Regions from separate parts of the Homo sapiens genome. Here region 1 is linked to region 2. Evidence: chromatin loops called from intact Hi-C (ENCODE). Cell type or tissue: thyroid gland. All regions are shown on one strand. Each heading gives the region's core, and the rest is flanking DNA. Links, peaks and the distances in the headings are about the cores only. Region 1 holds the start of LOC124904710 (a long non-coding RNA gene). Region 2 overlaps FBXO17 (F-box protein 17).

Region 1 (14,739 bases), core at 2,540-10,539, 410 kb before region 2:
CATCAAGGGGTATAGAAATGCCAGCTCCTGGCTTGAGTAGAACCAAAGTAGGGCGCAGGATGTGGGAAAAGAGAAAAAAAAATCCAGACCAACAGGGACATGGGGGCAGTGACAGGAGGGGACTCTAGAAACCCTCTCCCCAAGTCTCCCCTCTCCCACCAGAAAGCTGGGGAGCAGGAGGAGGAGGAGGAAGAGGTGGAAGAGAAGAAGCCAGACCCCCTGCACCAGTTGGTCCTGCACTTCAGCCGCACTGCCCTGACGGAAAAGAGGTGAAGACTCTTGCCAGGGCCCCAGAAATGCCCCCAAGGTCCTGGGGCCACCCCCAGCCCAGCAGCTTCCCTGTGCCTCAGGAGAGGCCCTCCAGGTCCTGGGGGAGCCCAAGACAGACGGATCTTTAAATATCACTTTGCTGGTCAGGCACGGTGGCTCACGCCTGTAGTCCCAGCAATCTGGGAGGCTGAGGCAGGCAATCACTTGAGCCCAGGAGTTCAAGACCAGCCTGGCCAATATGGCAAAACCCCGTTTCTACAAAAATACAATAAATAGCCAGGCTTGGTGGTGGGCACTTGTAATCCCATCTACTCAGGAGGCTGAGGCGGAAGAATCGCTTGAACCTGGGAGGCGGAGGTTGCAGTGAGCCGAGATCATACCACTGCACTCCAGCCTGGGCGACAGAGCGAGACTCTGTCTCAAAAAGAAAAGAAAAGGAACGTAAATGTCACTTTGCTAGGACAGGCACAGCCAACATACACCGTTGCATGGCTGAACACTTCACAAGGGCATGTCTGAGGGGTTCGTATCACAGACAATGTAGATTAACTAGGCTTTTCTAGAAGAAAGTGTCTTGCTCAAATAAAATCAGTATATTATGAAAAAAATCCATATGTATGACAAATTTCCAACAGACAGAAGTAGTGGGGAGGTTTTCTGTAATTCCCTCAAAAGCTTCATGTAGGCTAATGACAGGCTTAGTAATAAATAATTGTGATGCAGATGGCGCAGCTGCTGCCGCTGCTGCTGACAGTAGCAGGCAGCCATTCATCAAATGCTTATTATGTGTCAGGCACCAAGCTAAGCGGGGATATCTATATCCTCTCACTTAACCGCCACACTGTGAGACGGATTATTGCATCTCCTTTGTGTGGATAAGGGAATGAAGGCACAGGGATTTATTTTTCATTTTGTTTATTTATTTATTTATTTATTTTTGAGATGGAGTCTCGCTCTGTCACCCAGGCTGGAGTGCAGTGGCACAATCTCAGCTCACTGCAACCTCCGCCTCCCAGGTTCAAGCAAGTGGGATTACAGGCGCCCACCACTACGCCCAGCTAATTTTTGTATTTTTAGTAGAGACGGGCTTTCACCATGTTGGCCATGCTTGTCTCAAACTCCTGACCTCAAGTGATCTTCCCGCCTTGGCCTCTCAAAGTGCTGGGACTACAGGCGTGAGCCACTGCACCTGGCCTACTTTTTTATTTTTTGAGAAGATCTTGCTCTTCTTGCCCAGGCTGGAATGCAGTGTCATATCATAGCTCATTGCAGCTCAGACCCCCCACTCCACATCACCCCAGGCTCAAGAGATCCTCCTGCCTCAACCTCCTGAGTAGCTGGGACTACAGGCACGTGCCTCCATGCCTGGCTATTTTTTTTTTTTTTTTCTGGTAGAGATGGGGGTCTCACTATGTTGCCCAGGCCGGTCTCAAACTCCTGAACTCAAGCAATCCTCCCCACTCAGCCTCCCAAAGTGTTGGGATTACAGGCATGAGCCACCGCGCCTGTCAGGGATTTGTTTTTCTTACATAACGTGAAGTCAAGAGCTAAAGACTTCAGGACTGGGCAGTGGCACAGGGACACTGACAGGGGCCCAGGGTCTTTCTAGCTTTCTGCTCTGCCCTTCTTAGCTTTTGTCTGTAGTCCTGGGTGGATGCTGCACTTCTAGGCATCACAGCCACATGCCAGGCAGAAAGAAGGACAAAGGGTCCCCACTCTTCACCCTCAGCAAGATCTTTGGTCTCTCTCTCTTTTTTTTTTGAGACGGAGTTTTGCTCTTGTTGCCCAGGCTGGAGTGCAATGGCGCAATCTCGGCTCGCTGCAATCTCCACCTCCCGGGTTCAAGCGATTCTCCTGCCTCAGCCTTCCGAGTAGCTGGGATTACAGGTGCATGCCACCATGCCCAGCTATTTTTCTTTTTTCTTTCTCTTTTTTTTTTTTTTTTTTGTATTTTTAGTAGAGACAGGGTTTCGCCATGTTGTCCAGGCTGGTCTCAAACTCCTGACCTCAGGTGATCTGCCCACCTTAGCCTCCCAAAGTGCTGGGATTACAGGCACGAGCCACCGCGCCCAGCCTTCTTTGGTCTCTTTATCTCTCTGGTGAGCTTCCACACAGATCTCATTGGCCAGAAATTCTGACATAAGGCCATCTCGGGCTGCAAGGTGATGAAGAATTTGAGCATCCCATTTTGCATCCTGTGGGAGAGCGATGGCTCTGGAGTTTGGCCATCCAAGTTGAGTCCCAGCGCAAGCTGTGTGATCCCAGCCGAGAAGGGTCTTTGTATCTTAGTTCCCCCACCGATAAAATAGGGCTATTAACATACCCACCCAATTGGATGACTGTGAGGGTCAGTTTGTTAATATATACAAGGCACCTAGAACAGGCACTGACATGGTGTTAGTGTAAACACTCAGCAGGTGTTGGCCATTGTAGAGGAGACCCAAGCAGAAAGGGATTGGCCATACTTGTTATTGAGCTGACAGGTGGCAAGATGGCTCTGGGAGCTCCAGCCTTCCATCACTCCATTTTAGCATCCCCAGTGGAAAGGGAGTGCCTCCACCATTAGCTCCAGCAAACCTCACTGAATGGGCCAGGCGCGGTGGCTCACACCTGTAATTCCAGTACTTTGGGAGGCCAGGAGTTTGAGACCAGCCTGGGCAACATAGCAAGACCCTGTCTCTACAAAAAAATGGAAAAATTAGCCAGGTGTGTTGGTATGTGCCTGTAGTCCCAACTACTCAGGAGGCTGATGTGGGAGATCACTTGAGCCTGGGAGGTTGAGGCTGCAGTAAGCCTTGATGGCACCACTGCACTCCAGCTTGGCCAACAGAGCAAGACCCTGTCTCAAGAACAAAATAAACAAACAAAACAACTCCCAGAATGGATTTTACTGGACAGCATGGACAACATGACCATTTCTTACCTGTCATCATGGCCACACAGATAAAAGTCCTCATCGGCCATGCATTTGTCACAAGCCACCCTGGCAATGGCCACTCCAGCCACCTGAGTCACACAGCCTGAACATGGGGAGGGTTGGCCCTCCAAAGAAAACCAGAAGCTCTTTTTTTTTTTTTTTTTGAGATGGAGTCTTGCTCTGTCACCCAGGCTGGAGTACGGTGGCGCAATGTCAGCTCACTGCAACCTCTGCCTCCCGGGTTCAAGCAATTCTCCTGCCTCAGCCTCCCGAGTAGCTGGGATTACAGGCAAGCACCATCACACCCGGCTAATTTTTTGTACTTTTAGTAGAGACGGGGTTTCACCATGTTGGCTAGGTTGGTTTCAGACTCCTGATCTCAAGTGATCTGCCTGCCTCAGCCTCCCAGAGTGTTGGGATTACAGGCATGAGCCACCGCACCCTGCCCAGAAGCTCTTATAAGATGGGGGTCCTCTCCACCGGGTCCTGACCACTCCCCTGCTTACTTCCCCAGCAAACTGGATGAGGATTACCTGTACATGGCCTATGCTGATATCATGGCAAAGGTGAGGCCCTACCCCCCTCTTCTGGGGCAGATTTCCCTCTCCCCACCTGCAGTGCTTGTCCACAAAAAGGGCTGGGGCGGGATGGAGGGGTCTGCTTTGTTCATCCCTTAACTGATGCCCCCTCCCCAGAGCTGCCACCTGGAGGAGGGAGGGGAGAACGGTGAAGCTGAAGAGGAGGTTGAGGTCTCCTTTGAGGTAGGTGGGCTCAGGAGGTCCTGGAGGGAAGGGATGGGGGACCCTGACTGCAGTCATCTCCCATTCATTCAGCATGTGTTCACAGAGCAAAGCTCTGGGGACACAGCAGTGACCAAGTCAGTCCACTGGGGAGACAGATACACCCGCCAAACTAACACCACGGAGTGTACACCATGGTCATGGGGGAAGCTCAGGCAGAGGGGTCAGGGCTGGAATTGGGGAGGCTCAGGCAGAGGGGTCAGGGCTGGGATTGAGGAGGCTCAGGCAGAGGGGTCAGGGTTGGGATGATGGGGATACAGGCAGAGGGGTCAGGGCCAAGATGGGGGAACCTCAGGGGGATAAAGCAGCCCAAACAAGGTGCCTGACCCAGCCTGCAGGAAAATGTATCAGGGAGGGCTTCTCGGAGGAGGGGACTTCTGAGCAGAAGGATAAAAGGAGCCTGCCAGTTGAAGAAAAAGAGAAAAATGTTCTACGTAGGGAGAATAGTATATGCCAAGGCCAGGCAGCAAGAAAGAGCTAGTAAACATGCAATTCACCGATCCATTCATTCATTGAGACAGTTAGCAAGCATTTACTTCATAGTTTTCTTCACTGTTTCTGTGCCAGAGTCCCTTCTGGCATCTGGTGAAGACTTTCTCAGGATCATGTTTTTAAATGTATAAAATGAATTCATAGCAGAGGAAACAAGTATTGAATAGCTATCAAAATATTTTAAAAATGAATTTGTGATCCAGTAATACTTGTACATTGTTAATCTATCAAATAAGATCTAAGGCTGGGCGCAGTGGCTCACACTTGTAATTCCAGCACTTTGGGAGGCCAAGGCGGGTGGATCACCTGAGGCCAGGAGTTCAAGACCAGCCTGGCCAACATGGTGAAACCCCATCTCTACTAAAAATACAAAAATGAGCTGGGCATGGTGGCAGGCACCTGTAATCCCAGCTACTCAGGAGGTTGAGGCAGGAGAATCGCTTGAACCCGCGAGGTGGAAGTTGCAGTGAGCCGAGATCACGCCATTGCACTCCAGCCTGGGCGAGACTCCATCTCAAAAAAAAAAAAAAAAGATCTAGCAGTAGATCCAACAGCTACTATAATTGAGAAGTAGTGATGAACATAACTGATATTTAAAGACATCTTTGAGCCATTGTGAGTGAGTCTCTCTTCCTGGACCAAAAGAGCAGAATTTGAATAGGAAATGGTTCTAATTCTGCAACAATAATGTGATATGGAATATACAGCAATAATAATGTGATATGGAACCATCTGTAATTTTTTTTTTTTTTTTTTTTGAGACAGAGTCTCGCTGTGTCGCCCAGGCTGGATGGAGTGCAGTGGCGTGATCTCAGCTCACTGCAACCTCCACCTCCCGGGTTCAAGCAATTCTCCTGCCTCAGCCTCCCAAGTAGCTAGGACTACAGGCTCATGCCACCACGCCTGGCTAATTTTTTGTATTTTTAGTAGAGGCGGGGTTTCACTGTGTTAGCCAGGATAGTCTTGACCTCTTGACCTCGTGATCTCCCTGCCTCGGCCTCCCAAAGTGCTGGGATTACAGATGTGAGCCACCTTGCCCAGCCACATCTGTGATTTTTATTGGTGACAAAGCCACAGGTTCTGCTAATATCGCTGTGATTTATGGCTTCATCCATATAGGAAGGAAATGCTTCATTTCTGTTAGAGGGCGGAAAACATAAAAATGTAACTTTTCATCATCCAAGTTCACAGATGGCCTGGAGGCCCATGGGCCCAGGTTAAGACTGCTGCATGCCCAGCTCTGATTTATGTAGATCTTGCCTAATGCCTAGCCCCGTGCTAGGTACAGGAGATACATCGAGGGTGTGAGCCCCAGGGGATGGAGGGAGCTCATGGTTGAAGGAGTGAGTTGTGGATGTGGCTGGAACAGGGAGGGCAGAAGTGAGAATGTGAGGGGGAAAGGCTGGGCTGGAAAGCCTGGACTTGCCTTCATGTGTCTGCCTCCCTTCCCAGGAGAAACAGATGGAGAAGCAGAGGCTCTTGTACCAGCAAGCACGGCTGCACACCCGGGGGGCGGCCGAGATGGTGCTGCAGATGATCAGTGCCTGCAAAGGTGCCCCTCACATGTGCACTGGACTCTTCCGAGTGCACTCATCCTAACCTCACTCCTCCTGGCTCGCCCATTCCCTGTGGACCCATTTGCCGCCCCTCAATGCCTGTGGTTTGCACGCACACCCCAGCCCTTGCAGCTTCCCCTTGTATACCTGCCTTGCAATTTCTCACTCATCCTTCAATCACGATCACCCCTGCATGCACACCTTGGCACACTCTTAAATCCCCTTCTCTCACATCCCTTGGGATGGCTGTTTTCTGGTGGGTGGAACACACTGCCTTCCAACTGGGTGGACCATCTTTTTTCTCCCACTCCCTCCAGGAGAGACAGGTGCCATGGTGTCCTCCACCCTGAAGCTGGGCATCTCCATCCTCAATGGAGGCAATGCTGAGGTCCAGCAGGTAACAGAGGCAAAGGGACTTCAGAAGAAGGCAAGGAGGGATGAGAGGTTCCTGTGTGACTCCCAGTTTCTCCTCCCCTGCCTCGCCCTCTGCAGAAAATGCTGGATTATCTTAAGGACAAGAAGGAAGTTGGCTTCTTCCAGAGTATCCAGGCACTGATGCAAACATGCAGGTAGGTTCGAGTGGACCTCTTCTTGTTAAGCTGTGTTTGGTGCCACTGCCACCCCACTCCTGGTACCATTTCCAGTTCTGATTCTGCTCTTTCAGTCCAGGGAAAGAGACTCACTCAGAATCGCTCAAATAACAGGGAATTTATTATAAGAATTAATGTAGAACAATAAGGGAGGCAAAATGTCATAGACTTGAAGAATGAGTTGCATTATGAATTCCAGACAGTGGAACCAAAAACTTGAGAATTTAAGGGGAACTTGGCAGTGGGAGATTTAGGAGCTCTCTGATGATCCCAATTAATCTGCCTCTACTGTTGTCTGCCTTTATTCACCTCTTGCTGCCGGCTGATTTTTCCTACCCTCTGCAGCTTTTGCTAAATGGGTGGTTTCTGGTTCCTCATTATTTCAGCTTGCGCATGGTTCATCCTGGCCCAACCATATGTCCTAGCTTCTGCCAACTCTTCATTTCTGCTTCCTCTTGATTTCAGCGCATAGATGGTTTACTGTGGCTCTCCAGGCTACCATGGTGGGGAGCTGCCAGGCCCTGGGAGAGAGGAGGGCAGAGGCTTCATCACATACCCCCTATCTTTCCTTTCTTTTCCTCAGCGTCCTGGATCTCAATGCCTTTGAGAGACAGAACAAGGCCGAGGGGCTGGGCATGGTGAATGAGGATGGCACTGGTGAGGCCCTCCCTTGGGCTTCCCACCCCCTGAGACATCTTCCTTTGGGATTCCTCCCACCCCACCCCCACCCGCCATTGCCCAGAGCTCCCTTCCTCCAAGACACTGGTTCCCAAGGGCTCCCTCGGGTCCCTCCCTCTGCTGTGGTCCCCCAGTCCCACCCCCTCCATCCCCCTGGGGTCTCCCTCCCCATGTCCACCACCCACCTCCGCCCCCCCCCGCCACCAGAAGTCATTCTGTCTTGTGTTCTCACCCATCACTACATGGACCCCACCCTCCACGTGCCCCAAATGTCACGCCCTGGTTGCTGTTCTCTTATTAATGTCCCTAATCCGGGTTAATCGCGTCTCCTCTTTGCCGTGTTGTGACGTGTCTAACCTTTCTACCCGGATCCTCGCTCCTGCCTTTCTACCTCTATGTCTTCATCTCTCTCTCTCCCTCTCCATCCTCTTCTTTCATTCCCTCTGCTTTTACCCTCATTTCCTACCCTCTTCCCTGCTAATCCATTTCCTTCTGTCTCCTTATCACTCTGCCTTTCTCTCTGTGGGTTGTTCCTCTCTCTCTGTGTGTCTTTCTGTGTCTCTGTCCCTGACTGTCATTGTGTGTGTTTGCGGTCTGTCTCCCTCTCTTTTTCTCTCTTTTCTCCTGCTTCCTCCTCCCATCCTGTTGGCTGCCCCAGTCATCAATCGCCAGAACGGTAATTCCCCCAGCCCACCCCCGTGCTGTGCTGCTGTCACCCACCCCTCCTAACCCCGTCCACCCCTCCACCTAGGGGCTGAGGATCTGGGACGTGGAGGGGAGGGAGGGACCCTTCAGCAGGTGCACCCTGCCAGTGCAAAACCTGGAGATCAGGAGTCTGGGGAGCATGATTCAGGTCCCAGATCAGCCACTGAGAATACATGGGCCTGTGAACAAGTCTCTTACCTTCCCTAAGCTTCACTTTCCCCATGTGTGAAGCAGAAGCTAGAGAACATGGTAAAGATCTCTTTCCAGCTGGATATTGTCGGACTTCCAGACCCAGATTCGCAGTCCCGGTGTGGAGTGATCCCCACTCCCACCTACTCTGCTCTCTGCACCCCGACCTCAGATTGGTCAGTCAGCGTTTCCCATCCACCAACCGAATTGGTTGCCTCCGGCATCCACTCTGATTGGTGTGCGCCTGCCTCCTCTGCGCCTGCCTCCTCTGTGCCTGCTCTGGTTGGCCCATTTGCGGTCTAGCCTCCTCCCCTACCGCCCACCATGATTTGCTTCTTTCAGATGCCCATTCTGATTGGCCCTTGTTTACACGCCTCCCCTGTGCTACTCCTGGATTGGCTGCTTTCAAGGCATCTGGGCCAATTGGCTGGCTTTCAATCCCCATCCCTTATCCCTCCCAGCCCAATCTTCCCCTGCCCAGAGCCTTTGTGTGAAGGTGACCCAAACCCCCATAATCCATTAACCTCCACGGTCTGAAGGGGGGCTGAGGGCATTACCAGCTGCCTGAATGTCTGCTAGGTCAGCAGACTCTCCCGAACGTAACACAAGTGGTGACATCAGAGGGCACTGATGTAGAAAGACACTTGAGGCCCCAGCTTCATGACTCAGGGCCCCTTGGGTCTCCGTCTGCTGATGTCATGGGCTCTGAGGTCAAGACCGCCTGGCGTCATGGATGCCCATGGCCCTCACAGTGTCTTTGGAGTGGCAGCTGCTCCTCCCAGCACCCCCATGCTTTGTGCATGCGTGTGCAGTGTGCATGGGCCTTGTGCATGTGTGCGCTGTGTCTTGGCGCATCTGACCCCTCCTGGGCCCTGTCCCCTCCCTTCCACCTAGGAGAGAAGGTCATGGCGGATGATGAATTCACACAAGACCTGTTCCGATTCCTACAATTGCTCTGTGAGGGGCACAATAATGGTGAGGAGGAGGGGTGTGGGGTGGAGGGGAAGCCGAGGTTTGGGGCTGGTACGGAAGGGTTGACTGAATTAGTTTCCGCCCCTCCTCCTCCCCCGGTCAATGATGGCCACTCTCCAGCCAGTGTCAATCCACCTAGCTTTCAAAATCTCTCTGGAGGCTGGGCGCAGTGACTCAGGCCTATAATCACAGCACTTTGGGAGGCAAAGGCTGGTGGATCTCCTGAGGTCAGGAGTTCGAGACCAGCCTGGCCAACATGGTGAAACCCCGTCTCTACTAAAAATATAAAAAAAATAGCAGGGCGTGGTGGCACATGCTTGTAGTCCCAGCTACTCAGGAGGCTGAGGCAGGAGAATCGCTTGAACCCATGAGATGGAGGTTGCAGTGAGCCAAGATCGCACCATTGCACTCCAGCCTGGGCAACAGAGCAAAACTCCATCTCAAAAAAAAACCTCGCTGGAATTTCTGGAATCTAGCCACTTTGTTTCCCCCTCATCTCCTCTGGCCAGTCCAATTCCCCAAAAGCAACCTGCCAAAAACCAATTTGGCCAAAAATCAATTTGCCCAAATGGACAATTTGTCACATGCTATTTTCCCACAGGCGCTCTGCAGTGGCTGCCAAAGTTCTATACACGTGGTGGATTTCTGTACTTTAGGTCCAGAAAAGACCTAAGGGAAAAAACTGCCTGGCATTTAAAAATAAATCTATTAGAATCACTTGTTTATTTTGCTTATAAAATCTTTGCAGAGGAAAGATCTGTACAAAGGCCTACAGATTCTTTCCTATCTTAAGCAAGAGTTTTGTTTTGTTGTGGTTCAGCCAATTTAACAAGATTGAGGATGACAGCAAATTAATTACACAACATCAATGATGAGAAATGCAGTCTCATGCAGCAAACCTAGCTTACAACTTTACAGAACAGACAAAATTCTGCACAAAAAACATTCTACCCAATGCCATTTCCTATAACAAACATGTACAGTCTCAAGATTGTGGTTATAACCTTTAGCAGGTGATTAGGAAACCACAGACTACCCGGAAATCAACTTTCGTGACAAGAATTGGAGTAATTAGTAATCTTACTTCCATAGAACCTTCACCCACTTGGTTAGTGCTCTTTAAGGTAACTGATTTGTAAATATCTTTAATCTTCATTCTTTTTCTTTCAACAAAGGATAAAGTATGATCTCTTTGTCTTGAATTTTCAAAAGCTCTTGTGTCCACAACGAGTTTTTCAAGGTTTATTAAATACCTTTGTGCCATGGGACTAAGATTTTTTCTTTTTTTTTTTTTTTTTTTTAGACAGAGTCTCACTCTTGTCGCCCAGACTGGAGTGCAGTGGTGTGATCACAGCTCGCTGCAACCTCTGCCTCCTGGGCTCAAGTAATCCACCCCTCAGCCTCCCGAGTATCCAGGACTACAGGCATGCATCACCATGTCTGGCTAAGTTTTTTATTTTTTGTAGAGATGAGATCTCACTGTGTTGCCCAGGGGATCTCAAACTCCTGGATTCAAGCAATCCTCCTGCCTTGGCCTCCTAAAATGCTGGGATTACAGGTGTGAGCCACCATACCCAGCCGGGACTAAGATTTTCATTCTTTAATTTTAACTAAGATGGAATCAGTCTTTGGGTTTAAAATAAATTTTATTCCTCAGGAATATGAAGTTTTGAAAATGAGAATGTTGTTATGAAAGGGATTGCTGTCTCCCAACATATTTGCAACCCAGTCCTCGCCTAAATTCATGACCTAATCAAATAGATATTTGAAATATCTTTCAAATCTCAGACCCCTTGCATGTCTTGAGGAGTCAGTGCTATTCAAAGCAGACAAAAGGTTTGTCTCTCACTTATTTGCACATGTCTATAACAGGTGTTGTCAGTTGCCAGAATTTTTTTTACAGGAGCTGTGTATCTTTTATTTTTGCATATAGCCCAATTTAAATTAACACAATTTAATTTAACAATTTAAATTAACACAAATAAAGGAGTTAGAAAGCAGGGTTGATGGGAAAACCTGTACCTTTGCTTATAAAATTTTGAATATTTGAGTATGCTTTGTCTATGTCATGAAACTAGGCAAAATGGGCCTTCTGTTGAGCCAACCTGATAGAGCAATTGTGAACTGACTGTAAAAAAGTTAAGGGGAAAGAAAAACGGGGGGCAAAAATACTTTCAGGGGCTGTTAAAACCTTCCTGTGCAACATGATGTTGCTATAAACATTTAAAAGGACTTGGCTGGGCACTGTGGCTCATGCCTGTAATCCCAGCACTTTAGGAGGCTGAGGCAGGAGGATCACTTGAGCCCAGCAGTTCAAGACAAGTCTGGGCAACATAAGGAGACCCTGTCTCTACCAAAAAAAAAAAAAATCATATACTACAGTATAATAAACCTCCAATCATATACTACAGTATAATAAACCTCCAATCATATACTACAGTATAATAAACCTCCAATCATATACTACAGTATAATAAACCTCCAATCATATACTACAGTATAATAAACCTCCAATCATATACTACAGTATAATAAACCTCCAATCATATACTACAGTGTAATAAACCTCCAATCATATACTACAGTGTAATAAACCTCCAATCATATACTACAGTGTAATAAATCTCCAATCATATACTACAGTGTAATAAACCTCCAATCATATACTACAGTGTAATAAACCTCCAATCATATACTACAGTGTAATAAACCTCCAATCATATACTACAGTGTAATAAACCTCCAATCATATACTACAGTGTAATAAACCTCCAATCATATACTACAGTGTAATAAACCTCCAATCATATACTACAGTGTAATAAACCTCCAATCATATACTAAAGTGTAATAAACCTCCAATCATATACTACAGTGTAATAAACCTCCAATCATATACTACAGTGTAATAAACCTCCAATCATATACTACAGTGTAATAAACCTCCAATCATATACTACAGTGTAATAAACCTCCAATCATATACTACAGTGTAATAAACCTCCAATCATATATTACAGTATAATAAACCCCCAACTACCCATCACTCAGCTTTAACAGTTTGCTTTCACAGAACAATGTTTTTTAAATAGTGGGAACCAACCCATCAGACAGACGTTCATGAATCAGTTTCACGCAGAGGTTCTCATTGTAATTGTACACTGGCATGCCTGGGGAGCTTTAAAAGAGACTTAAGCCCAGGTTTTGCCTTTACAGGTTCTAATTCAATTGATCTGGGGTTGGGCCTGAGCACTGGGGTTTTTAAAAGCCTCCTAGTTGTCCTGATGTGCAGCCAAGGTTGAGAGGATGAGAAGCACACACTTCTTCTTTTGTAGTTAACTAGAGCAGTACAGGACAGAAAAGAACAGAATGCATGGCACAGAGTAAGGCAATGTGAAACTTCTCTTTCGGGAATAGGTGAATATAATTTCAGATTGAACACATGTATCAGGTCTCAATGTAAAAAGGATTTCCTCGGCTGGGTGTGGTGGCTTACACCTGTAATCCCAGCACTTTGGGAGGCCGAGGCAGGTGGATCACAAGGTCAGGAGTTGGAGACCAGCCTGTCCAATATGGTGAAACCCTGTCTCTACTAAAAATGCAAAAAAATTAGCCGGGCGTGGTGGCGCATGCCTGTAATCCCAGCTACTCAGGAGGCTGAGGCAGGAGAATTGCTTGAACCTGGGAGGCAGAGTTTGCAGTGAACTGAGATCATGCCACTGCACTCCAGCCTGGGTGACAGAGCAAGACTGTATCTCAAAAAAAAAAGGATTTCCTACCATAGATTGCAGTCAGAAAAGATTAAAAAATTACTGCACAAGAATATAAACTTCACAAGGGCAGGGGCTGGACATACGGCTCATGTCTGTAATCCCAGCACTATGGGAGGTCAAGGTAGGAGGGTTGCTTGAGGCCAGGAGTTCGAGACCAGCCTGGGCTGGTCTCAACAAAAAAATTAAAAATTGGCCGGATGTGGTGGCTCACACCTATAGTTCCAGCTACCTGGGAGGCTGAGGTGGGAGGACCACTTGAACCCAGGAGGTCAAGGCTGCAGTGAGCTATGATCATGCCACAGTACTCCAACCTAGGCAACAGAGGGAGACCTTGTCAAAAAAAAAAAAAAATCCCCCCCAAGGCCGGGGACTGTTTTTTTTTTTTTTACTACTGTATCCCCAGAGCCTAGAATACTGCATGACACATAGTAAGAACGCAACAAATTTGTTGTAGCAAAGAGGATGTGACAATCTTAATCTCGTGAGGATGTAGTATACACTCAATAAAATATGTTGAATAAATGAACAAGTGACCAATCCATATGTTCCCTGGCCTTTAGTAGGTGCTCAATAAATATTTGTTGGATAAATGCATGAATATCCCCAGCACATAGGAGGAATTTGATAAAATTGTTTGGAAACTAACGAGGAACTGAATCTCTATTTCTCCCTGCTACATAGTTGGTGGTCAATATACAAATTTGTTGGAAAAAACTGAATGAATAAATGACGCTCCACCACATTTGACACATAGCAGGCCCTCAATAATATTTATATTTTATTTTTTTATATTTATTTATTTTTTGAGACGGAGTTTCACTCTTGTTGCCCAAGCTGGAGTGCAGTGGCATGATCTAGGCTCACTGCAACCTCTGCCTTCCGGGTTCAAGCAATTCTCCTGCCTCAGCCTCCCAGGTAGCTGGGATTACAGGCACATGCCACCACACCTGGCTAATTTTGTATTTTTTTTAGTAGAGACGGGATTTCACCATGTTGGCCAGGCTGGTCTCAAACTCCTGACCTCAAGTGATCCACCCACCTGGGCCTCCCAAAGTGCTGGGATTACAGGTGTGAGCCACCGCTCCCAGCCTATTTTAAAATTATTTATTTATTTATTTATTTATTTTTGAGACGGGGTTTCCATCTTGTTGCCCAGGCTGGACTGCAATGGTGAGATCTCCACTCACTGCAACCTCTGCCTCCGGGGTTGAAGCGATTCTCCTGCCTCAGCCTCCCAAGTAGTTAGGATTGCAGGTGCCCACCACCACACCCAGCTAATTTTTGTATTTTTAGTAGAGACGGGGTTTCACCATGTTGGTCAGGCTGGTCTCAAACTCCTGACCTCAGGTGATCTGCCTGCCTGGGCCTCCCAAAGTGCTGGAATTACAGGCGTGAGCCACCCGGCCAGTATTTTTAGACAAATGAATAAATGATCATCCATCTTTCTCTGTCACATAGTAAGTACTTGATAGTTATTAAATAAATTGATGATGATATGCTTTCTGGCATACAATAGGAACTCAACACATGAGTATTGCATAAATGAATAAATGACCCACTGTTCATCTCCCCTAGCACATGGGAGGTGCTGGATAAATGACTTTTCATCTCCCCAGATTTCCAGAACTACCTACGGACACAGACAGGGAACACGACCACTATTAACATCATCATTTGCACTGTGGACTACCTCCTGCGGCTGCAGGTGAGGACGTGAGACGGTTCAGGTGTGACTTGGGTCGGGGGCTGCAGGGCCATGGTCGGCCCCAGCACCCCCTCACACCCTACCCGCCCCCA
Region 2 (13,520 bases), core at 1-8,000:
GCAGTCAGCCTCTATGCCCCCGTCACCCAGCCAGCTCTCTGGGTTTCGGGGCGGGAGGCTGAGGGCTGGCTCCATCTTGATGAAGGTCCTGCACATCTGGACCACATTTGGAGACGTCCTGGCCTGGGAACCTCTAGGGGAGGAGCCTTGGTGGTTCTGGGGTGGAACCAGAGCCTGGCGGAGGAGCCTGGGTGGTCCTGGGGAGGAGCCAGAGCCTGGGGGAGGAGCCTGGGTGGTCCTGGGGTGGAGCCAGAGCCTGGGGGAGGAGCCTGGGTGACCCTGGGGTGGAGCCAGAGCCTGGGGGAGGGTCCTGGGTGGTCCTGGGGGAGGAGTCTGGGTGGTCCTGGAGTGGAGCCAGAGCCTGGGGGAGGGGCCTGGGTGGTCCTGGGGGAGGAATCTGGGTGGTCCTGGGGTGGAGCCAGAGCCTCGGGGAGGGGCCTGGGTGGTCCTGGGGGAGGAGTCTGGGTGGTCCTGGGGTGGAGCCAGAGCAGGGGAGGAGCCTGGGTGGTCCTGGGGGAGGAGCCTGGGTGGTCCTGGGGTGGAACCAGAGCCTGGGGGAGGGGCCTGGGTGGTCCTGGGGGAGGAGCCTGGGTGGTCCTGGGGTGGAACCAGAACCTGGAGGAGAAGCCTGGGTGACCCTGGGGTGGAGCCAGAGCCTGGGGGAGGAGTCTGGGTGGTCCTGGGGTGGAGCCAGAGCAGGGGAGGAGCCTGGGTGGTCCTGGGGGAGGAGCCTGGGTGGTCCTGCGGTTGATTCTGGAGGCTTTTGGGTAGGTAGTTGGGGGACGGGAAAGGATGCTCTGGGGAAGAACCACAATGCAGGGCAGGTGCCTGATGACTTCAGGGAAGAGCCAGAGCCCCAGGGAAGAGACCAGATTTTCTATGGAAGAGCCACAGCCTGAAGGAGGAGCTGGAATGCTTTGGGGCAGAACCTGGGTGTTTTGGGAAGAAGGCATTCATCCTAAGCCTGTAGGCTCTGAAGCCAGTCCTGTCCCAACTATGCTCCCTGAGCCTCAGCTCACAGGGCACCATGCTCCCACCCCTTCAGAGACCCTGGGCATCCACAAGGTGGTCAGGGGAGGTGTCTCGTTTCAGAGGGGTATCAAGCCAGTCAGTGGCCCCCTGTGGACCACCCCAGCCTGCTGGGATGAGGGTGGGCAGGAGTGCAGAGTGGGGGCTCTGGCTTCTCCAAAGCTCTACCTTCCCCGGCTCTGCATCACTTCCCCTCTCAGCCTCATCACAAAGGGTGCACAGTGACAGCCGCTACCCGTGGGGTTGATGGGGCGGGAAATGAGCCCCTGTTGCAGAGCCGCTGCCAAGCCTGCTGCTGCTCTGGGGCAGGGTGCCGCTCCTCACTCACCAGTCAGCCACACAGATCTCAATCTGGGCGCTGTCCAGCAGCTCCTGCCACACCCCTTCCATCACCAGGTCCACAAGCTGCCTCTTGGAGCACCATCTGGGAAGGAGAGATGGCAGGGGGCAGGGCAAACAGTCCTGGCATTCAAGTCACAGTCAGAAGCCACCTCCTCCAAGAAGTCTCCCTTGATAACCCTCTCTAAAGCAGCCCTCAGGGTTTGCTCTAGCAGACCTGAAGATGCATGATGGGCTATACATCTCTCCTTGGCCTCTTGGAGTCCCTTTGCCATTCTCCACCCTGCTGCGGGCTCCAGGCAGCTGACCTCTATGAAAGCCTGACCCTCATCTTTGTGGGACAGGACATGACTACAAATGAAGGCCACATACTAGACATGTGAGCGGGGAGCTCTGTGGCCTCCTAAAGTGTGAGGGCCCCGGGTCTAAAGCTGGACAGCCTTGTCTCTGTCACCCATTGCTTCCTGTTGGATCAGCCAATGGGATGCTCCGGCAGGGGATGGAAGTGAAAGAGGTGACTAAAATCAGGGTATTTATCCTCTTAGGTCCTTCTCAAGGGACTGCCTTGTCCCCCAAGGAAAAAGCAAATCTCCATGGCACTCTCTCCTCATTTTCCAGTAACTGTTTCCTCCCCTCACCTCTAGCAGTCTAGGGGTGGTAACGTTCCTTTCCTAACTGTTACTAGCTCAGGGGCTCCTGCCTACAACTTTGTAAACAGTCCTTCTCCTCAAACTAGAATGTGCCATAATAACATAAATTGTGCAGTATTGGTGGAAGGATGGGTAAGTTGAGCAATGGAATAGAACAAAGTGCCAGGAACCGGCTGAGCGCGGTGGCTTAGACCTGTAATCCCAGCACTTTGAGAGCCCGAGGCAGGCGGATCACCGGAGGTCGGGAGTTAGAGACGAGCCTGGTCAATATGGTGAAACCTCTTCTCTACAAAAAATACAAAAATTAGCCAGGCATGGTGGCGCACCTCTGTAGTCACAGCTATTCGGGAGGCTGAGGCAGGAGAATCATTGGAACCCAGGGAGGCAGAGGCTGCAGTGAGCCAAGATTGCGCCACTGCACTCTAGACTGGGCAACAAAATGAGACTCTATCTCAAAAAACAAAAACAAAAACAAAAAAAACAGAGTGCCAGGGACAGACGTAGGTATACACAGAAACTTCATAAACTGTAGAGGTGGCACCATCATTCCATGGAGAACAGATTCTCATTTTTTCTTTTCTTTTGAGTCAAGGTCTTATTCTGTTGCCAGGCTGGAGTGCAGTGGCATGATCCTAGGCTCACTGCAACCTCAAACTCCTGGGCTCAAGAGATCCTCCCACTTCGGCCTCCCAAAGTGCTGGGATTACAGCTATGAGCCACCGTGCCCGGCCTTCAGTTTCCTGTTATAAAGTGGGGGCAATAATAGTATCTATGTCACAGGGTTGTTGCCAGAATTATATGTAAAGTGTCTAGTATAGAGTAACTCCTTGTGGAGGCAAAAGCGACTCCATCTTGGGTGCTAATCTGCCATGTTCCCTTTTTTTTTTTTTTTGAGACAGAGTCTCATTCTGTCGCCCAGGCTGGAGTGCAGTGGTGCAATCTCGGCTCACTGCAACATTTGCCTCCTGGGTTCAAGCGATTCTCCTGCCTCAGCCTCCACGTCCAGCTAATTTTTGTCTTTTTAGTAGAGACGGGGTTTCCCCCTGTTGGCCAGGCTGGTCTCGCACTCCTGACCTAAAGTGATCTGCCCACCTCGGGCTCTCAAAGTGCTGGGATTACAGGCGAGAGCCACCGTGCCCGGCCCAAAACCCTGTCTTTAGATCAAAGCTGTCTTGCTGTTGTCTCACAAACTGCAGGCGATGATGCACAGAGCATTGCTGCCTGTGGTTGCTAACCTTCCTGATCTTTCCTTGTATCCCTGGCATATGAAACAGTACCCTCAACAAGTATTTGTTGATTGATGGAATGAATCAATGAATAAATAAATGGGGGAAGGAGAGGGTGAAGGTGACGATGAGGACAGTGTGGGGGGTAGGGTCCCTTTCTTTGGGGCCTTTGCCCCAGGGATCGGGGCCTCTCACTTGGGCCACTCACTCGAAAGAGGTCACGAAGCAGGTCTGCGAAGGAGCCCCAGGCACCGGTGTTAGGTTCTTTTCTATGGCCCAGCCGTTCCCGCCATGCTCCACCTCCCAGCCTCTGAAGCCCTCTGTGGGAAAACAAGAGTTGAACATATGGTTCACCTGCCAGCCTGCCCAGAAGAGACCCCGCAACCAGCCAGCTTGTGCTGTCCACCAGCCTCTCCCTCTTGTGCTCCAATCCTCCCTGGTTTCTCCTACCGACTCCTCCTCCCATTATTCTGTATTCCTGGTCCTACCCCACAACTGTGACTCTCAGCGGTGCCCATCCACTCAGCTTCTCTTCAGCCACCCTTACTTGCTCTTTCTCCTTCAGTCCTGCTCTTCATTGTGTGTGTGAGAGACAGGGTCTCACTCTGTCGCCCAGGCTGGAGTGCAGTGGCTCCATCATAGCTCACTGCAGCCTCAAACTCCTGGGCTCAAGCGATCCTCCCACATCAGCCTCCAGAGTAGCTAGGACCACAGGTGCATGCCACCACGCCTGGCTAATTTAATTTTTTAATTTTTTTTTGAGATGGAGTTTCAATCTTGCTGCCCAGGCTGGAGTGCAATGGCATGATCTCAGCCCACTGTAACCTCCGCCTCCCAGGTTCAAGCAATTTTCCTGCCTCAGCCTCCCAAGTAGCTGGGATTACAGGCGTGCACCACCACACCTGGCTAATTTTGTATTTTAGTAGAGATGGGGTTTCACCATGTTGGTCAGGCTGGTCTTGAACTCCTGACCTCAAGTGATCTGCCCCCTCGGGCCTCCCAAAGTGCTGGGATTACAGGCGTGAGCCACTGCGCCTGGACTAATTTTTAAATTTTTTAGAGACAGAGTCTCACTTTGTTGTTCAGGCTGGTCTCAAACTCCTGGCCTCAAGCGATCCTCCCACCATAGACTCCCAAAATGCTGGGATTACAGGCGTGAGCTACTGCACCCCACCATTTTTTTTTTTTTTTGAGACAAGGTCTCTGTCACGCAGGCTGTAGTGCAATGGCACGATCATAGCTCACTGCAGCCTTGAACTCCTTGGGCTTAAGCGATCCTCCTGCCTTGGCCTCCCAAAGCGTTGCCATTCCCACCGCGCCTGGCCCCTGTCCTGTTCTGCATCCCCTCTGCATACCAAACTACTTGCTTTCTCCCCCGGCCCAGCCAGGGTCTTCCTGCCTTGCCCCGCCCACTCGTTCGGATTCCCGGCTTCACCTTCTCCAGCCCCGCCCACCGGGCCTACCGCCCAGGCACTGCGTCCCTCAGCCCCGCCCCCTGGCTCCTCCAGCGGTCTCGCCCATTGGCTACATCTCTCAGACTCTGTCCCGGCCCCGCCCCCGCCTCGCTCGCGCGGCCCCCCTCAGCCTCCTGGGCCCCGCCCCCGTCACCCACGCTCTCCGCAGGAGTTGAAGATGAGATTGCGGCCGAAGGGCGCGCGCAGACAGTAGCGCGCCAGGGCGCACAGCGGGAACTCCTCCTTGTCTTCGTTGCTGGGCAGGCAGCGTTGAGCCACTGCGTAGAGTGCGCGGCCCTCGGCGCTGCGGTCGCGGGCCAGCTGCAGCAGCCACACAGTGGGCCCGTCCACTATGTCGCGCCAGGCGCGGCACACTGGGCGGCATCGCGTGACCAAGGAGCGTGGCGGCACGTGGCTCAGCACCTGCACCAGCAGCTCCGGGGGCAGCGCGTCCAGGGCCAGGGATGGGTCCGCCGGCAGCCGTCGCCGCGATAGCCGGGCGCCCATCTCCAGTAGCCAGAGTCCTGCAGGTCGAGAGGGGTCGGTAGGCGGGTCAGCGCAGCCAGGCCACCCCCTCCCTACCTTGTCCCCCAGGGCGCAAGGCCCCTGCTGCTCGAGAGACCCCATTAGGTCCATGGGCAACCAGGGACCCATTTCCCTCTCTGATCCTAGGCCTTTCCCAATCTTCCCCACTTGGGTAAAAGACCCCTGGTCTGACTCTGACCCCCGTCAGGACCGCTGATCACGGCTTCCGTCTGGCGTTCAATTGTGTCAGGCTAAGCGCTTCAGGTATATGACCAGTGAAATGGCAAAAGAACTAACATAACTAACCCCATTTTTGTTTAAGGGGACTTTACCCATTCCTGCACATGGCTAGGTTAATTTTAGACCGCTGAGATAATATGCAAAAACAGCAATCATGTAGTTTTTAAAACTAACTCTGGGATTAAAGAAGTATGTAAACAACTATGTTTTGTCAAAGATTTTTTTTTTTTGAGACACAGTCTTGCTCTGTTGCCCAGGCTAGAGTGTGCAGTGGCACGATCTTGGCACATTGCAACCTCCGCTTCCTGGGTTCAAGCGATTCTCCTGCCTCAGCCTCCCGAGTAGCTGGAACTACAGGCGCCCGCCACCACGCCCGGCTAATTTTTGTATTTTTAGTAGAGACGGGGTTTCACCATCTTGGCCAGGCTGGTCTCGAACTCCTGACTTCGTGATCCACCCACTTCGGCCTCTCAAAGTGCTGGGATTACAGGTGTGAGCCACCACGCCCAGCCTGTTTTTTCAAAGATTTATAGGGGCATTGTGACCCAACCAAGGACAAAGAAGTCATCAACCTCCTCGGACCCTAGCTGGCACTCAGATGTCTGCAGTGGTCACCTCCTTATTTTTATTATTATTACTTTTTTATGGAGCTAGAAACCAGGACTATAGCCTCTACCTCCTGGGCTCGAGTGATCCTCCTGCCTCAGCCTCCCAAGTAGCTGGGACTATAGGTGCATGCCACTATGCCCAGCTAGTTTTTTATTTTATTTATTGTTTTGTAGAGATGGGGTCTCACTACATTGCCCTGGCTGGTCTTGAATTCCTGGGTTCAAGTGATCCTCCTGCCTCAGCCTCCCAAAGTGCTGGAATTGGTATGAGTCACTGCGCCTGGCCTGTTGGTCACCTCTTGATCACAATGCCCTTCTCTTCCCTCTGCCCCTAAAAAAAAAAAAAATTGTACTGATTTAAGATGGTACTTTAGGATGATAGTCCACTGTGTTCTCGGTTTGCTGGCTCTCCAAATAAACTTGCTTTTCCTCCCACCAACTGTCATCTCTCTTGAGTTTGGCTTTCTATTTTTTTTTTTTTTTTTGAGGCAGCCTCACTCTGTCACCCAGGCTGGAATGCAGTGGCCCGTCTCGGCTCACTGCAACCTCTGTCTCCCAGGTTCAAGTGATTCTCCTGCCTCAGCCTCCCGAGTAGCTGGGACTACAGGAATGCACCACCACACCTGGCTAATTTTTGTATCTTTAAGGAGAGACAGTTTCACCATGTTGGCCATGCTAGTCTCGAACTCCAGACCTCAGGTGATCCACCCACCTCGGCCTCCCGAAGTGCTGGGATTATAGGCTTGAGCCACCACGCTCGGCCCGAGTTTGGCTTTCTTTTCTGAAACCGAGTCTTACTCTGTTGCCCAGGCTGGAGTGCAGTGGCACAATCTTGGCTCACTGCGACCTCCGCCTCCCGGGTTCAAGCGATTCTCCTGCCTCAGCCTCCCAAGTAGCTGGAATTACAGATGTGTGCCACCACACCGAGCCAGTAATTTCTGTAGTAGAGATGGGGTTTCACCATGTTAGCCGGCTGGTCTCAAACTCCTGACCTCAAGTGATCCACCTGTCTCAGCTTCCCAAAATGCTGGGATTTCAGGCGTGAGCCACCACGCCTGGCCTGAGTTTGGCTTTTGAGTGTTGAGCGGCCAAACCTCAGTCGGGTTACAGACCCACAAGGAAACCCACTGCGGAAGAAACCATTTCTACCCCATACCCCAATGTGTGCCAGCTACTGTGACCTTTGGAACCCATGACCCATCTTCAACAAAATCTCTTCTTGCCTCAGTTACTTCTCTGAACATTCCTACCACCTTCTTGCTCTAACTGGAACCCAGCTCTCCTGTGGGCCTTCCAAGTGGGGAGGTCTCCGTGCTCCTGGGAGCTACTTCCTGACCATTCTCCCTCCACCCTCCCCAAAACCCCCAGCGATGAATCTCATCACTACCTTGCTTCATGCGTCATCTGCTGACCCAGATCATGACTCCTCTCTTCTCCCTAATTTTAGCTCTGGGCTCACGGCCGCTCCCGCTGCTCTTAGCATCATTCTCAGTGATTTCTATAACCAGATAGTTCTTCCGCAGCCCCAACCTCTCTGTTCCCTGACCTCTCTCTAGTGACTTTTTCCTTCCCCAACATCTCCCTCTCGTGGTCAAACCCAGACCTTGTTTGAATAACAGCAGCCTCTTCAGAACCTCAATCTCACACTCACTCTCCACCCATCACTTTTTCTTTCCACCTCATTCCCTCCAGTGCCCCACTCGCATGATCCTTCCAACCCACTGTGATCTCCCATCCGTTGTCCCTTTCATATTTTACTCCCCCTCACCCTCCCATGCCCTCATTTCTTCCTTAGCCAGCTTAAATTCCATGGTTAATCATTAAAAACATTCTTGACCTGGCACGCTGGCTCATGCCTGTAATTCCAGCACTTTGGGAGGGCAAGGTGGGAGGACTGCTTGAGGCCAGGAGTTTGAGATCAGCCTGGGCAACACAGCGATACTCCACCTGTACAAAAAATAAAATGAAAAAATTAGCCGGGTGTGGTGGTGCACACCTGTAGTCCCACCTACTCCAGAGGTTAAGGTGGGATGATCGCTGGAGCCCGGGAGTTGGAGGCTGCAGTGAGCTATGATTATGCCACTGTACTCCAGCCTGGGCAACAAAGCGAGACCCTGTCTCTAAATAAAATAAAAAGAATAGCAAAAAAAGTGGGGCTGTAGCTAGAAGGGGAGGTGAAGTCAAGAGAGGGTTTGGGCTGGGCACGGTAGCTCACACCTGTAATCCCAGCACTTTGGGAGGCTGAGGTGGGCAGATCACTTGAGGTCAGTAGTTTGAGACCAGCCTGGCTAACATAGTGAAACCCCATCTCTACTAAAAATACAAAAATTAGCTGGGTGTGGTGGCGCACCTGTAATCCCAGCTACTCGGGAGGCCAAGGCAGGAGAATTGCTTGAACCCAGGAGGCAGAGGTTGCAATGAGCTGAGATCGCACCACTGCACTCCAGCCTGGGCGGCAAAGTGAGACCCTGTCTCAAAACAAAACAAAAACAAAAACAAAAAAAGAGAGAGGGTTTGTTTTGAGATGGGAGACAGGATGCTGTGTGGGCTAACAGGAGATCCAGTGCATGGGGGAAACTGAATGAGCAGCAGAGAGAGGTGAGAACCAGGGACGGTGGCTGGAAGTGGGCGGGAAGGTGGGAGCAGGTGATGGGACAGTCACAGCAGGAGAACGGGTGTGGGCAAGGGTGCAGGTAGGTGGTAGAGGCGGGGGTGGCTGTGGAAGTTCACTTCTCATCTCTTGCATTTTCTCTGCAAAATAAGAAGCCAAGGGAGAGTGAAAGGGGGGGAGGAGGTGTTGGAAAGGATTAGAGGAGAAGGGAAAAGGTGTGAATTAGTTGTCTAGAAGACAGGAGGAAGGAGGGGATCAGAGAAATGTCATATGGCTGCCAGGCAGCATTGGGGTCCGCCTGAGGGTCAAGTTCACAGACTTGAAATTAGCCTGGCCAGGGGGCTGTGTTGTTTTTTAGCTCACTCAAGCTGTGTGGGTGCAGGCACGGCAGAGAGGAAGGCTGGATTTAACCAGGGTCTCATGCAGGAGGAAGCCAAAGTGGGCAAGGGTGTGTGCAGAGAATGTGTTATTTTTTATTTATTTACTTTTTTGAGATGGAGTCTCGATCTGTGGCCTAGGCTGGAGTGCAGTGGCGCGATTTCAGCTCACTGCAACCTCCACCTCCTGGGTTCAAGCGATTCTCCTACCTCAGCCTCCCAAGTAGCTGGGATTACAGGCCTCTGCCACCACGCCTGGCTAATTTTTATATTTTTAGTAGAGACAGGGTTTCACCATGTTGGCCAGGCTGGTCTCGAACTCCCGAACTCAGGTAATCCACCTGCCTCAGCCTCCCAAAGTGCTAGGATTACAGGTGTGAGCCACTGCGCCGGGCCGAGAATGTGTTTTTTTTTTTTTTTTTTGAGACAGAGTTTCACTCTTGTTGCCCAGGCTGGAGTGCAGTGGCGCGATCTCAGCTCACTGCAGCCTTCACCTCCCAGGTTTAAGCAATTCTCCTGCCTCAGCCTCCTGAGTAGCTGGGATTATAGGCGCCCGCCACCACACCTGGCTAATTTTTATATTTTTAGTAGAGACAGGGTTTCACCATGTTGGCCAGGCTGTTCTCAAACTCCTGACCTCAGGTGATCCGCCCACCTCAGCCTCCCAAGGTGTTGGGATTAACAGGCGTGAGCCACTGCGCCTGCCCTGACAATGTGTTATTTTATTATTATTATTATTATTATTATTATTATTATTATTATTATTATTATTTTTGAGACGGAGTCTTGCTCTGTTGCCCAGCCTGGAATGCAGTGGTGCGATGTCGGCTCACTGCAAGCTCCGCCTCCTGGGTTCACGCCATTCTCCTGCCTCAGCCTCCCGGGTAACTGAGACTACAGGCGCCCACCACCATGCCCAGCTAATTTTTTTGTATTTTTAGTAGAGACGGGGTTTCACCATGTTAGCCAGGATGGTCTCGATCTCCTGACCTCATGATCCGCCCGCCTTGGCCTCCCAAAGTGCTGGGATCACAGGCGTGAGCCACTGCAACTGGCCTTTTATTTTTATTTTTGAGACAGGGTCTTGCTTCTTCACTCGGGTGGGAGTGCAGTGGTGTGATCATGGCTCACTGCAGCCTCAACCTCCCAGGCTCAAGTGATCCTCCCACCTCAGCCTCCCAAACTGCTGGGATTAGAGGCATGAGTCACCGCATGCAGCGTCTTTGTTTCTCTTTGTGGTAAAACTTCTCAAAAGAGCTGTCTACCCAGTATTTTCTGCTTCCATTCTTTCTAAAACATTTTCTTTCTTTCTTTTTTTTTTTTTTTTTGAGACAGAGTCTCCCTCTGTCACCCAGACTGGAGTGCAGTGGCACAATCTCAGCTCACTGCAACCTCTGGCTCCCAGGTTCAAGTGATTCTCGTGCCTCAGCCTCCTGATTAGCTGGGACTACAGGTGCGTGCCACCAGGCCCTGCTTATTTTTGTATCGTTAGTAGAGACAGGGTTTCACCATGTTGCCCAGGCTGGTCTTAAACTCTTGGGCTCAAAGGATCCTGCTGCCTTGGCCTCCCAAAGTGCTGGGATTATAGGTGTGAGCCACTGTGCTCGGCTCCAGCTCCACTTCTTGCTATAAATTATATGACCAATGGCAAGTCACTTAATCTCTTTATACCTCAGTTTCCCTTTCTGAAAATGGGGCTGCTAACGGTGCCTCCATCATAGGGCTGTTGTGAGGATGAAATGAGTATTTTAAAGCACTTAGGAAAAGCCCCTGTAGGCTCCTAAATAAGAGTGATATTAATTTAATATTAGTCCAGGCATGGTGGCTCACACCTGTAATCCCAGCACTTTGGGAGGCTTAGGTGAGCGGATCACCTGAGGTCGGGAGTTCAAGACCAGCCTGGGCAACATGGCGAAACCCCATCTCTACAAAAAATACAAAAAGTAGCGGAGCGTGGTGGTGGGCACCTGTAATCCCAGCTACTCAGGAGGCTGAGGCAGGAGAATCACTTGAACCCGGGAGGTGGAGGTTGCAGTGAGCTGAGATCGTGCCTCTGCACTCCAGCCTGGGCGATAGACTGAGACTCTGTCTCAAAAAAAAAAAAAAAAGATGATGTCAGGAATTTTTGCTACATTCATGGACTACTTGCCTGACACAGGCTTATTTCTTTTTTTTAAGTAAAACCTTAATTTGTTTAAAAATGACAATAGCTGACATGAATTGAGCACTTATTGGGCACATGAAGATAACAAGCATTAGATCATTAAAGCCTCTTAACCAAGGGCATCCTCAAAGGAGAGTTTTGCCCATTAAACAAGATGATAGAATTCATGAGCTGATCCAGCTTAAATGCTCAGCACCGTGGCTTAATAAGGGCCAATAAATGCCACTAAATGAAAATGTCACAGCTAAAATAGTTGCTGTCAGCCAGGCACAGTGGCTCATGCCTGTAATCCCAGCATTTTGGGAGGCGGAGGTGGGTGGATCACTTGAGGTCAGGAGTTCAAGACCAGCCTGGCCAACATGGTGAAACCTGTCTCTACTAAAAATACAAAAATTAGCCAGGCATGGTGGTGGGAGCCTGTAATCCCAGCTACTCAGGAGGCTGAGGCAGCAGAATCGCTTGAACCTGGGAGGTGGAGGTTGCAGTGAGCCAAGATCATGCCACTGCACACAGCGAGACTCTGCCTCAAAATAAATAAATAAATAAAATAGTTGCTGTCACTTTTTAAAAATGATGTGTCATAATAATGGCAACTAACATAATTTAGTGTTTCACATTAATTTTTAAAATATTAATATTAATTTTCACAGGTGTGAGCCACCATGCCCAGCCTCTGACATCATCTTTATTCCTACCGCAGAAAGAATGAAGCTGTGGAGACAGACTTTACAAAGACCAAGCTGTGCTTTTCTCCAGGTGGTTCTGAGTTGCATTAATAGTTCACTGAGGCCCGGCGCTTGAACCCGCGAGGTGGAGGTTGCAGCGAGCAGAGATCACATCACTCACTGCACTTCAGCCTGGGTGACAGAGCGACTCTGTCTCAAAAATAAATAAATAAATTCCCTAGGTTTATAAACAAGTCTACCAGTCTGCCTGGCATGGGTGTGATGTGCACCAGAGTTTAGTTTCCTGGAGTTCTTCTTAGGAGGAGTTCTTAGTTCCCACTCTTCTTCTTTTTTGTTTTTTTGAGACGGAGTCTCACTCTGTCGCCCAGGCTGGAGTGCAGTTGCATGATCTCGGCTCACTGCAACCTCCGCCTCCCGGGTTCAAGCGATTCTCTGCCTCAGCCTCCCGGGTAGCTGGGATTACAGGCACCTGCCACCACGCCTGGCTAACTTTTGTATTTTTAGTAGAGACAGGGTTTCACCATGTTGGCCAGGCTGGTCTTGAATGCCTGACCTTGTGATCCGCCCGCCTAGGCCTCCCAAAGTGCTGGGATTACAGACTTGAGCCACTGCGCCCGGCAGTTCCTGTTCTTCTTAGGAGTGTGTTCCCACTGGCAAAAGGAGGATCTCTGGGGCTAGGGGTAGGCCCCTCGCCCAACAAGGGCAGCCAGACTTCACCAAGGAGCAGAGATGTTCAAGAAATGTACTGAATGAGCCCTCAGCTATCCACACAAACCATATTAAATGCTTGTATGGGGCCCCAGTGTGGTGGCTTACGCCTGTAATTCCAGCACTTTGGGAGGTGGAGGCGGGAGGATTGCTTGAGCCCAGGAGTCCAAGACCAGCCTAGGCAACATGACGAAACCCTCTCTCTACAAAAGAAATACAAAAAAATTAGTCAGGCATAGTGTCATGCACCTGTAGTCCCAGCTACTTGGGAGCTGAGGGGAGAAGGATCACCTGAGCCAGGGAGGTTGAGGCTGTGGTGAATCGTGAAGGGGCCACTGTATTCCAGCCCAGGCAATAGAGTGAGATCCTGCCTCAAAAAAAAAAAAAAAAAAGTTTGTGGCCAGTCACAGTGGCTCATGCCTGTAATCTCAGCACTTTGGGAGACCAAGGTGGGTGGATCACCTGAGGTTAGGGGTTTGAGAGCAGCCTAGCCAACATGGTGAAACCCGTCTCTACTAAAAATACAAAATTAGCCAGGTGTGGTGGCATGCTCCTGTAGTCCCAGCTACTTGGGAGACTAGTGGGAGAATCCCTTGAACCCAGGAGGTGGAGATTGTGGTAAGCTGAGATTGTGCCACTGCACTCTAGCCTGGGCAACAAGAGTGAAACTGTCTCAAAAAAAAAAAAAAAAAAAAAAGGAAAGAGGAAAGAAACACGAAAAGTGGCTCAACAGTCAAAGACAGGCTTATTTTGGAGAATAAGCCTGAGAGGGGCTTCTGGCCAATTTTGGGAAAGGTTGAAAAGTACCCACTGCAAGATTGAATGCCAACTACTAGCTGGGTCACAATAGGACAAGTAGGGCCTAGTATTGCCTGCTTCCAGGGTTTTTGGGAGAGTGTGTGT

Evidence for each region. Peaks named below come from ENCODE experiments on the same cell type or tissue, not always from the same donor. Only the 100,000 strongest peaks of a DNase experiment are listed, where the experiment ranks them.
Region 1: a loop joins it to region 2, with 2.7 times the contacts of the local background. A loop is called at or near these places in 44 of 110 quality-filtered maps.

What each region holds. Positions count from the first base shown.
Region 1 is chr19:38,528,789-38,543,527 of GRCh38, forward strand. RYR1 (ryanodine receptor 1) reads left to right here. Exons shown (of 106, transcript NM_000540.3): 76 at 163-269; 77 at 3,702-3,753; 78 at 3,883-3,948; 79 at 5,932-6,031; 80 at 6,353-6,432; 81 at 6,528-6,604; 82 at 7,209-7,282; 83 at 7,962-7,979; 84 at 9,092-9,172; 85 at 14,559-14,647. It overlaps LOC124904710 (a long non-coding RNA gene), which reads right to left and starts at 8,325. Exons shown (of 2, transcript XR_007067250.1): 1 at 8,207-8,325; 2 at 6,725-7,146. In thyroid gland, for the core only: no CTCF peak of the experiment used is centred there; no DNase peak of the experiment used is centred there.
Region 2 is chr19:38,945,115-38,958,634 of GRCh38, forward strand. It overlaps FBXO17 (F-box protein 17), which reads right to left. Exons shown (of 6, transcript NM_024907.7): 2 at 4,857-5,222; 3 at 3,453-3,564; 4 at 1,358-1,453. The coding sequence starts at 5,205. Among named protein-coding and RNA genes, the nearest start is that of MRPS12, 21 kb to the left of the region's middle. RefSeq lists silencers at 4,791-4,850, 7,695-7,989. In thyroid gland, for the core only: no CTCF peak of the experiment used is centred there; a DNase peak (open chromatin) is centred at 4,838; H3K4me3 peaks cover 518 bases; H3K27me3 peaks cover 337 bases.